Linked DNA regions of Homo sapiens: region 1 is linked to region 2. Evidence: chromatin contacts called from ENCODE Hi-C or POLR2A ChIA-PET data. All regions are on one chromosome and are shown on one strand. The core of a region is the stretch at or near the end of the contact, and the rest is flanking DNA. Distances in the headings are between cores, read along the strand shown.

Region 1 (3,922 bases), core at 1,371-3,870, 91 kb after region 2:
TTTTTAACTGGGGCTTGGTTACATAGATATGGTTGACTACCAGTAGATATGGTTGACCACCCATTGACCACCTTAGCTTCCAGCCTTCCAGAGGTTGGGTTGATATTGCAAGGCCTAAAGCCCCACCATAATCACATTATTAGCATAGACTATCTGGCATGGTCTTAGGCTGCCAGGTAACCCCATCTTATCAGGCAGGACATTACAAAGGCTTAAAATACTCTCAGAAGCAAAGGCCTAACTTCTCTTTGTGCAAAGTTCATTCTTTTCCACACAGGGTAGATTAGCTATCTTTCCAATATCCCCTTTGTTCATTCCCTACTTCTCTACCAGATGGTGTTTGGGCATGTGGATCCCACTGTAGGGGGAGATGAGCCTTGATATGAGTGCAGGGCCTATCCTATCTCCTGCCTCTGCTCTGAAGTGGCTGATCCAGTCAGGTTCCCACAGCCTTACAGTGGTCTTCCCCAAGTGCAGTGTTGTTCCTAGGCTCAGTTAGACCCACCCTACCTTACATTTGCCAGGACTGCAGATGCCACCGAGTTCAGCCAGGTCCTCTCTCTAGCCCCTGGCCTTGACGTTAGTGTTATCTCACCCCTAACTACAGAGGCTCCATTATAGCAGGTCCTGAAGCTGCCAATTCTGTTACCTACCTTGTCTGGTTCTACAGGGGGAGTCTGGGAACTTCTGGAGCCCTTCTATGCCTTTTAAGAGGAAAGGCAAGTTTAGGAGTGGGAACACAGGCCCTCTTTCTGTGGAACCATGCCTCTCTGCCGCCTTCCTTGTTCTGTGGTAGCACCAGGTTGGTGTAAGCCATTCTACACCACAGTCTCTTCTCAGAGTTCTGAGCTAGGACTGGGGCACAAGCCCCCTCTGCTTTTGCATCTGGCTCTCCCCCAGTTTATGTACCATATCCTCTTCTTTCCTCTTCCAGACTGTGGCCCGGAGGAGGCAAGCCAGGACACAAGTGTCTGCCCACTTGCTTTTGCTACAATTTGCCTTCTGTTATTTTTCCCACAATCCACCAGGCCAACAGGAAGAACTGCTTCTATATCAGGTTTTCCTCTATCCCCAATAAGGAGGTATTTAGGCTATATTAGTTGAATAGTAGAACCAGATATAAAGAAGGGGATAGAATGGCTGGGCATGATGGCTCACAACTGTAATCCCGGCACTTACGGAGGCCGAAGCGGGCAGATCACTTGAGGCCAGGAGTTTGAGACCAGCCTGGCCAATATGGCAAAATCCTGTCTCTACTAAAAATACAAAAATTAGCTGGGCGTGGTGGTGCATGCCGCAATCCCAGCTACTCTGGAGGCAGAAGAATTGCTTGAACCCAGGAGGTGGAGTTTGCAGTTTTCTAAAGGGAAAGAAAACTATTAATATTTTCAAAATATTATCTCTATTATGCTTGTATAAAGAGTTCAGTAGCAATGAAAACCTGACCCATGGAAAATAGGAAAACTTCTTCCCTTTTCCCTCTTTCCCTTCTTGCCATCTTTCTTAAAGCCCATAGACTTCACAAATAACTTAGCAACTAAAAGGTCGTAGTTTTGGAAATGGAAGGCAGGTCATGTGATTCACTGGAATTTTAATTTTCATGGTAATGATAATAGCTGCCATTTATTTGAACTCTATGTACCAAGTATTGTGCTGAATTAATTTAATTTAATTTAATTAATTTAATTCTCCCCAAAGCGCTATTACTATACCATTACCCCCATTTAGCAGATGAGAAAACAGGCTCAGAGAAGTTAAGTAATTTTCCAAAATCCTATAGCTGGCACTGGAATTTAAAGCCAGTACCATTAGACTACAGGGTCCATGCACTGATTGACTACCCCTCCTAAACTGCCTTTTGATGAGGGATTCATATTTCTGTTTTCTTTGTAATTGCCACATAAGGCATTCAATAAAACACTACTTTATGCTCAGCTGCACTCAGTTTTGCAAGCTTCCAAGGATCCCTTGGTGATAAAGGAGTAATGTGGCACTTAAAACCTGGTCTGATATTGGCATGCACCCTAAAAATGCTGCTGGTATTACTGAGGGAACCAGCCGCTTGGGACTCTTACCTTCCTAATCGCTTCTTAAGGGAACTTGTAATGAATCTAATTGGAAGCATCTACTTAATTCCCTACAAGATAATATCACATAAACCAGAGCAAGAAAGGTGTTAAAATCAATAAATGAGAGAGAAAGAACTGAAAATATAGAGCTAAGGATAGGAGGGCAGGCAGGGCATTGTATATTTGTAGCTCAGGAGAAAAGTCTGGGGCACTTTTTGATAACTGCTGTATGTGCAAAAAAATGTGTTTGGGTGTGGGAACTATGAGGACGTATGTTCCTTTAGACATCTGATAATCTAAACTATGGTAATTTCTGTGGGTATCAGTGAAAAATCTGTGCTGCTGATCTGTTCAAAGTGCAGCACTATGGGCAGATTTCAGATCATACTGAGAATTGAGGCCGTGTGACTGTGATCAAGATTGTACTGGAGCCATCATTTGGTTATTCATTTACCCATTACGGAGTTGAGCTGGGGCTGGGCACGGTGGCACACACCAGCAATCCCACCACTTTCGGAGGCAGAAGTGGGAGGATTGCTTGAGCCCAGGAGTTTAAGACCAGCCTGGGCAACATAACAACCCTGTCTCTACAAAAAAATATTTTAAAAAATTGGGCTGGGTGTAGTAGCTCACGCCTGTAATCCCAGCACTTTGGGAGGCAAAGGTGGGTGGATCACTTGAGGTCAGGAGTTCAAGACCAGCCTGGCCAACATGGGGGAAACCCCATCTCTAGTAAAAATACAAAAAAATTAGCCACGCATGGTGGAGCACACCTGTAGTCCTAGCTACCCAGGAAGCTGAGGCACAAGAATCACTTGAACTTGTGAAGCAGAGGTTGCAGTGAGCCAAGATCAAGCCACTGCATTCCAGCCTGGGCAACAGAGTGAAACTCTGTCTAAAAAGAAAAAAAAAATTTAGCCAGGCATGGTGCCTGCCTGTGGTCCCGTCTACTCAGGAGGCTGAGGTAGGAGGATAGCTTGAGCCCAGGATGTCAAGGCCACAGTGAGCTGTGATTGCACCATTGTACTCTGGCCTGGGAGATGGAATGAGACTCTGCTTCTTTTTTTCTTTTTTTTTTTCTCCTTTTATGGGTAGGACTTGGGTGGGTGGAGATGATATGATGGGGATGGACATTAGAGGGGAAGTCATTAGTGAGCAGAGAGCTAAAGATGGGAAAACGCGGTGTGTGTTCCGGGGTATGGAGAGTTATTTTCTCCAGCTAGACTTTCAGAAGAAGGAAAGAAAGAGAGACAAAACCAGAAGAGCTGAACAGGATCAAATTGTGTAAAATGATGACTGCTAGGACCCCAGGACCAGTGCTCAGTGTGAACCACAGTGGCACTGGGAGGGCCTGGGAGTAGGAAAATCAGTGAGGAGGCTCTGAGCTTGGGTGGGGCAGAAAGGGTAACTTTTTTATGTTTGCTGCTTCCGAGGCTGCAGTAACAATACAGTCCCTCAGTCACCTCTTCCCTCATGGTTGTTCCCACTGTGTGTCTTGCTGGTTTCTCCTCTTGGTAAACCTCCACCATCCCCCGGAGTTGTATCTTTTGTCTTCCTCTCCTCCCCAACCATCTCCCTTCATTACATATCTTAAAAATGTCTTTTATTTTTATTTATTTATTTTTTGATATGGGGTCTCACTCTGCTGCCCAGGCTGGAGTGCAGTGGTGCAATCATAGCTTACTGCAGCCTCACCCTCCAAGCCCAAACAATCCTCCTACCTCAGCCTCCCAAATAGCTGGGACTCCAGGGGCACACTACCACACCCAGCTAATGTCCTTTTTTATTATTTTTATTTTTAGTAGAGACAGGGTCTTACTATGTTGCCCAGGCTGGTTTCAAACTCCTGGGCT
Region 2 (3,891 bases), core at 221-2,720:
GACCCCCGGCTTCCAGTGATCTTGAGGGAAGGGACAGATTCTTTTCATCATTATGCCCCAGAAAGTGGCTAGCACAGTATCTGTCACAATACATCTGTTGAATGAATGAAGTAATTAATAGCAATACTTGCCGGAGTATATCCCTGTGATATGGACAGGAGACAGGAAAATACTGGGTAGAAGAGAGTGGTTCCCTGGCAAAGGCCCCACCCTTAAGCCTGGAAACCTGTGGCCCTAAACAAATGTTCTTAAAGAAACTGAAAAAATGAATTTTTAATTAATTTCATTCTAACTCTAAACAGTCACATGTCGCTACCATACTGGACAGCTCAGACCTAGGTATCAACTGGACTAATGAAGTGGTTTCCTAACTTAAACTTAAATTGTAATAAAAAATTTAAAACGTTTTTATGAACTTCCAATAGGATCGCAGTATTACTTTTAGTACCTGTCACCTCTGTAAAACTCCTGAATTATAACTCATCTACACACATTTGAAAAACAGCAGTATCTGTATGTGTGAGATATGACTGGTTCTAAATGATGCCTGGAGACCCCATGGACTTACAGAGACCCTTCCAGTGATTTCTGAGGTACCTGGGAATCTGTGGCCAATAAATTGGTAATCACTGAATTAGTGAGTTTTTTAAGAATATCAGGCTGCATAAAATCTGACAGCTTGATTGAAAAAAAGCGGGAAAGGGTGCCATTTCATTCAATTAAGGTCCTGTATTAATTCCGTTTAATAAATGTTTGGTCTATCTATGATGTGCTAGCCACTGTGCCAGTGAATGGATATAGCTATGATCTGACTTGCAGAGGAAATCCAAACTAGTACCTTCCGTGCAATAAGGGATACACTGCAAGGCTGCACAGGGTGCTACTGGAGCACAGAAGTGAGTCAGAGGCTTCCCACAGACACACAACACGAGCGGAAACAGAAAGTCTTTATATATCACCATAACGTCAAGGAACACCGGCTGGGAGTTAGGAGAGCTGGGCACTAGGAACGCTTTGAAACTGAATAGCTGTGGGATTTCCGAGGTTATGTTGCTTCTCTACTATATTTTAGTTCCGAAGCTGTACTAATGTTTCTCTTTCTTTTGCTCTTGGTGGGAAAAGCACAATTTGGGGTCAACAGATTCGGCTCAGGTCCGAGTCGCCTGCTGGGACCACGTCGCCAGGAAACGACGTCTCCCGGACACCTTCCCTCCCCGTCAGGCTCTCTGCAGGGATTCACCCCGTTCCCTCTCCCAACGACTCCCGGGCACGCCTCCGTTAAAGGTGAAATATGCTGCTCCTGGGGAGCAAAGATAACCCGGAGGACCAGGGAAGGACCTTCCCACGCGCACGACTCGCGATCTTCCCAGTGCCCCAGAGCCAGGGACCCCACTGCCGCCTACCCCAGCCGCAGCACCGAACCTGTTCACAATTGCGACTCCTCAGGTCCGCTTCCACACCGCCGGAAACGGAAATTCACCGTCGCGCCGACTCGCGGGGAGGGAAACAAAAAGGCAGAAAAAAGAGACCGGCGCCTGGACGACTTCCAGGGGAGAGCTGGAAGACTAGTCAACAGCTGTGTGCGGGCGCCGGCGCCGTCTGCGCAGTGCGTTCCACCGGGTCCGCATCCCTCCCGATTCCGCCCCACCCTGCCCTCGGAATCCGCTGCCTCAACTCCCGCGGTGGGACTCCGGAGCAGCGTACACCGCCCTCGCCTTAGTCCTCCGCGAAGGCCAGGGCAGCTGTGCGGCCTGCCGCGGATTAGTTGGTGCGGTGCAAAAGCCAGAAGGAGACACATTTGGTCCTGGCCACCCCGGAGTCACCGTGCCCGGGACAAATGGACTATGGCTCGACTGGGAGTCGACTTCCTTCTCTTTAAAGATGACAGATGAGGGAGATCTCAGGTTCTGGGGGTGCCCTAAAGCCCTCTTTTGGCAGGAAGCGGTGGCTCATGCCTGTAATCCCAGCCCTTTGGGAGGCTGAGGCGGGAGGATCGCTTGAGCCCAGGAGTTCAAGACCAGCCTGGGCAACTTAGGGAGATACCCCCGCCCACCGTCTCGCAGGAAAAAAAAGAAAGGAAGAAAATTAGCCAGGCACGGTGGCTCACGCCTGTAATCCCAGTATTTTGGGAGTCCAAGGCAGGAGGATTGCTTGAGCCCAGCAGTTCAAGACCAGCCTGGGCAACACAGGGAGGCTACCTCTCTCTCAATCAATCAATCAATCAATCAATGCCAGCGTCGTGGCGGGCGCCTGTGGTCCCTGTGGTCCCAGCTACTCTGGAGGCTGAGGCGGAACGATCGCTTGAGCCTTGGAGGCGGAGGTTGCAGTGAGCTGAGATCGAGCCACTGCACTCCAGCCTGGGCGACAGAGCAAGACACTGTCTCAAAGAAAAATAAATAAATAAAATAAGGCCCTCTTTTTCCAGGACCAACAGACTCTGATGGCAGGGACAAACTGACCCAGCCTAAACTGCCTCGCCTTCCCTGCTCCCGGGAAAGGGGCTTTCCCTGAGGGAAGGTAGCATCTTGCCATTTTCTTCCTGCACAGCTTTGCCTTCCCAGGGATCGGCCCATTGCCACCTGAGGAAATGCCTTGGAGTCCATCTAACCCACAGCCCAGGTACTTGGGACGCCTACAGAGCCTACATTGTCAGAGGATGCATCTTCTTCTAGTCTTGGAGGGGTTCCTTTCAATAAGATCCCACCAGTGCACTCAAGGCTCAATTCTACACCAAAAAACTAGGCCCACTCCTGTCACCGAGACCCCCAGGCTTCAGGTCCTGTCACAGTGACCTTGTTTTCGCCCCCAGCAGCCCCCAGGTATTCACTCTGCATAGGCTATATACTGGGTGCTAAACAAGAGAGGCTACCCACGTGGTGCATGCTTCCCTTATCTGTGAAGAGCTTAGGATGTTGTAACTTCTTCACACTATGCCTCTTACTTCATGGAGATGTCAGTATCCGGGTAGATAATCCTTCCAACATCCTTTTGATCTCATGAAGCCCACTCCTGTCCTCTGCCCTACCTCAGCTTCCCCCTCCCTCCATGATCAGACCTTAGACCTTGTCAGGTCCAAGGACTGCAAACCCCACAGTAGCCCACTCTGACCACCACCTCCTAGCTATCCAGGTTACTCCCTATACTGCCCTGAAACAAAATTCTTGCAACCTTACCAGTACCTCCAATCCAGATCTTACTACCTTTTCACTGTTTCTTCCTTCCTTTATGACTTTTCCCTCTCTAGTGAGCGAGCTTAAACTCCATGGCCAACCATTCTCATTGGTCCCTTGCACACCTCCTCAACTCACCCACCTCCCTGTCACCTCCTATCTGCTTAGTAAGATGGGAGCCCTGGATAAACTCAGCTCTCCATCTATTCCATGCCACAACGATGCAACTAAACATGGCTGGAAGAAAACAGGACCATGCCAGCAGTCCTCACTTTAATCATTCTTTTTCCGGTCTATTCAATCTCCCATTGTTCCAAATGAGTATTTCGCACTTCTTCCTCTCTGTTCAGTCCTTCCTACTGCCTCCCCCTTCCTTGCCTCCTGAAAAAAGAAGGGAAAAAAGACCTTTTGAAAAAAGAAGGGATAGGTGTCCACAACTCAGTGTGAAGTGTTTAAAAAAGAGCCACACAAGCACGAAGAAAGCCAGAAGTGAGTAACCTGCAGAAAAGTAGGTAAAGGTTCTGATCTGGATCCAGATGAGAAATGGAATAGCAAGTTAAAATCAGGAAATATTTTGAAGAAGATAAATGTTCCTGGATATCTTTGAATACTTGGTAAATTATTAAGTTCTTATATATAATAAAGCAAGATTGTAGGTTTGTCTTTTTATTCAGGTATTTGAGGAAAATGTGTCTCCAAGGACTATTGAAATCTGAGACAT

What was found. Hi-C counts contacts between places; a loop is a spot of excess contacts on that map. ChIA-PET counts read pairs that join two places held with the same protein, here RNA polymerase II (POLR2A). Pooled maps may share reads with other maps.
Region 1: a loop to region 2 is called in a pooled map, with 3 times the contacts of the local background. The contact joins the enhancer-like site here to the promoter of ASAH2B in region 2. A Hi-C loop is called at or near these places in 1 of 168 maps with a recorded cell type or tissue (CD4-positive, alpha-beta T cell), 5 of 37 single-sample maps with no recorded cell type and 8 of 50 pooled maps. POLR2A ChIA-PET finds 5 or more read pairs at or near these places in 1 of 52 experiments (CD4-positive, alpha-beta memory T cell).

The regions. Positions count from the first base shown.
Region 1 is chr10:50,647,414-50,651,335 of GRCh38, reverse strand. No RefSeq gene overlaps it. Among named protein-coding and RNA genes, the nearest start is that of SGMS1-AS1, 24 kb to the right of the region's middle. RefSeq lists enhancers at 2,289-2,348, 2,559-2,708, 2,729-2,888. Within about 2 kb of position 2,620, at least 3 of the 41 ENCODE cell types and tissues checked have a DNase peak (open chromatin) inside an H3K27ac peak, as active enhancers do.
Region 2 is chr10:50,737,515-50,741,405 of GRCh38, reverse strand. ASAH2B (N-acylsphingosine amidohydrolase 2B) reads right to left here and starts at 1,470. Exons shown (of 6, transcript NM_001321958.2): 1 at 1,423-1,470.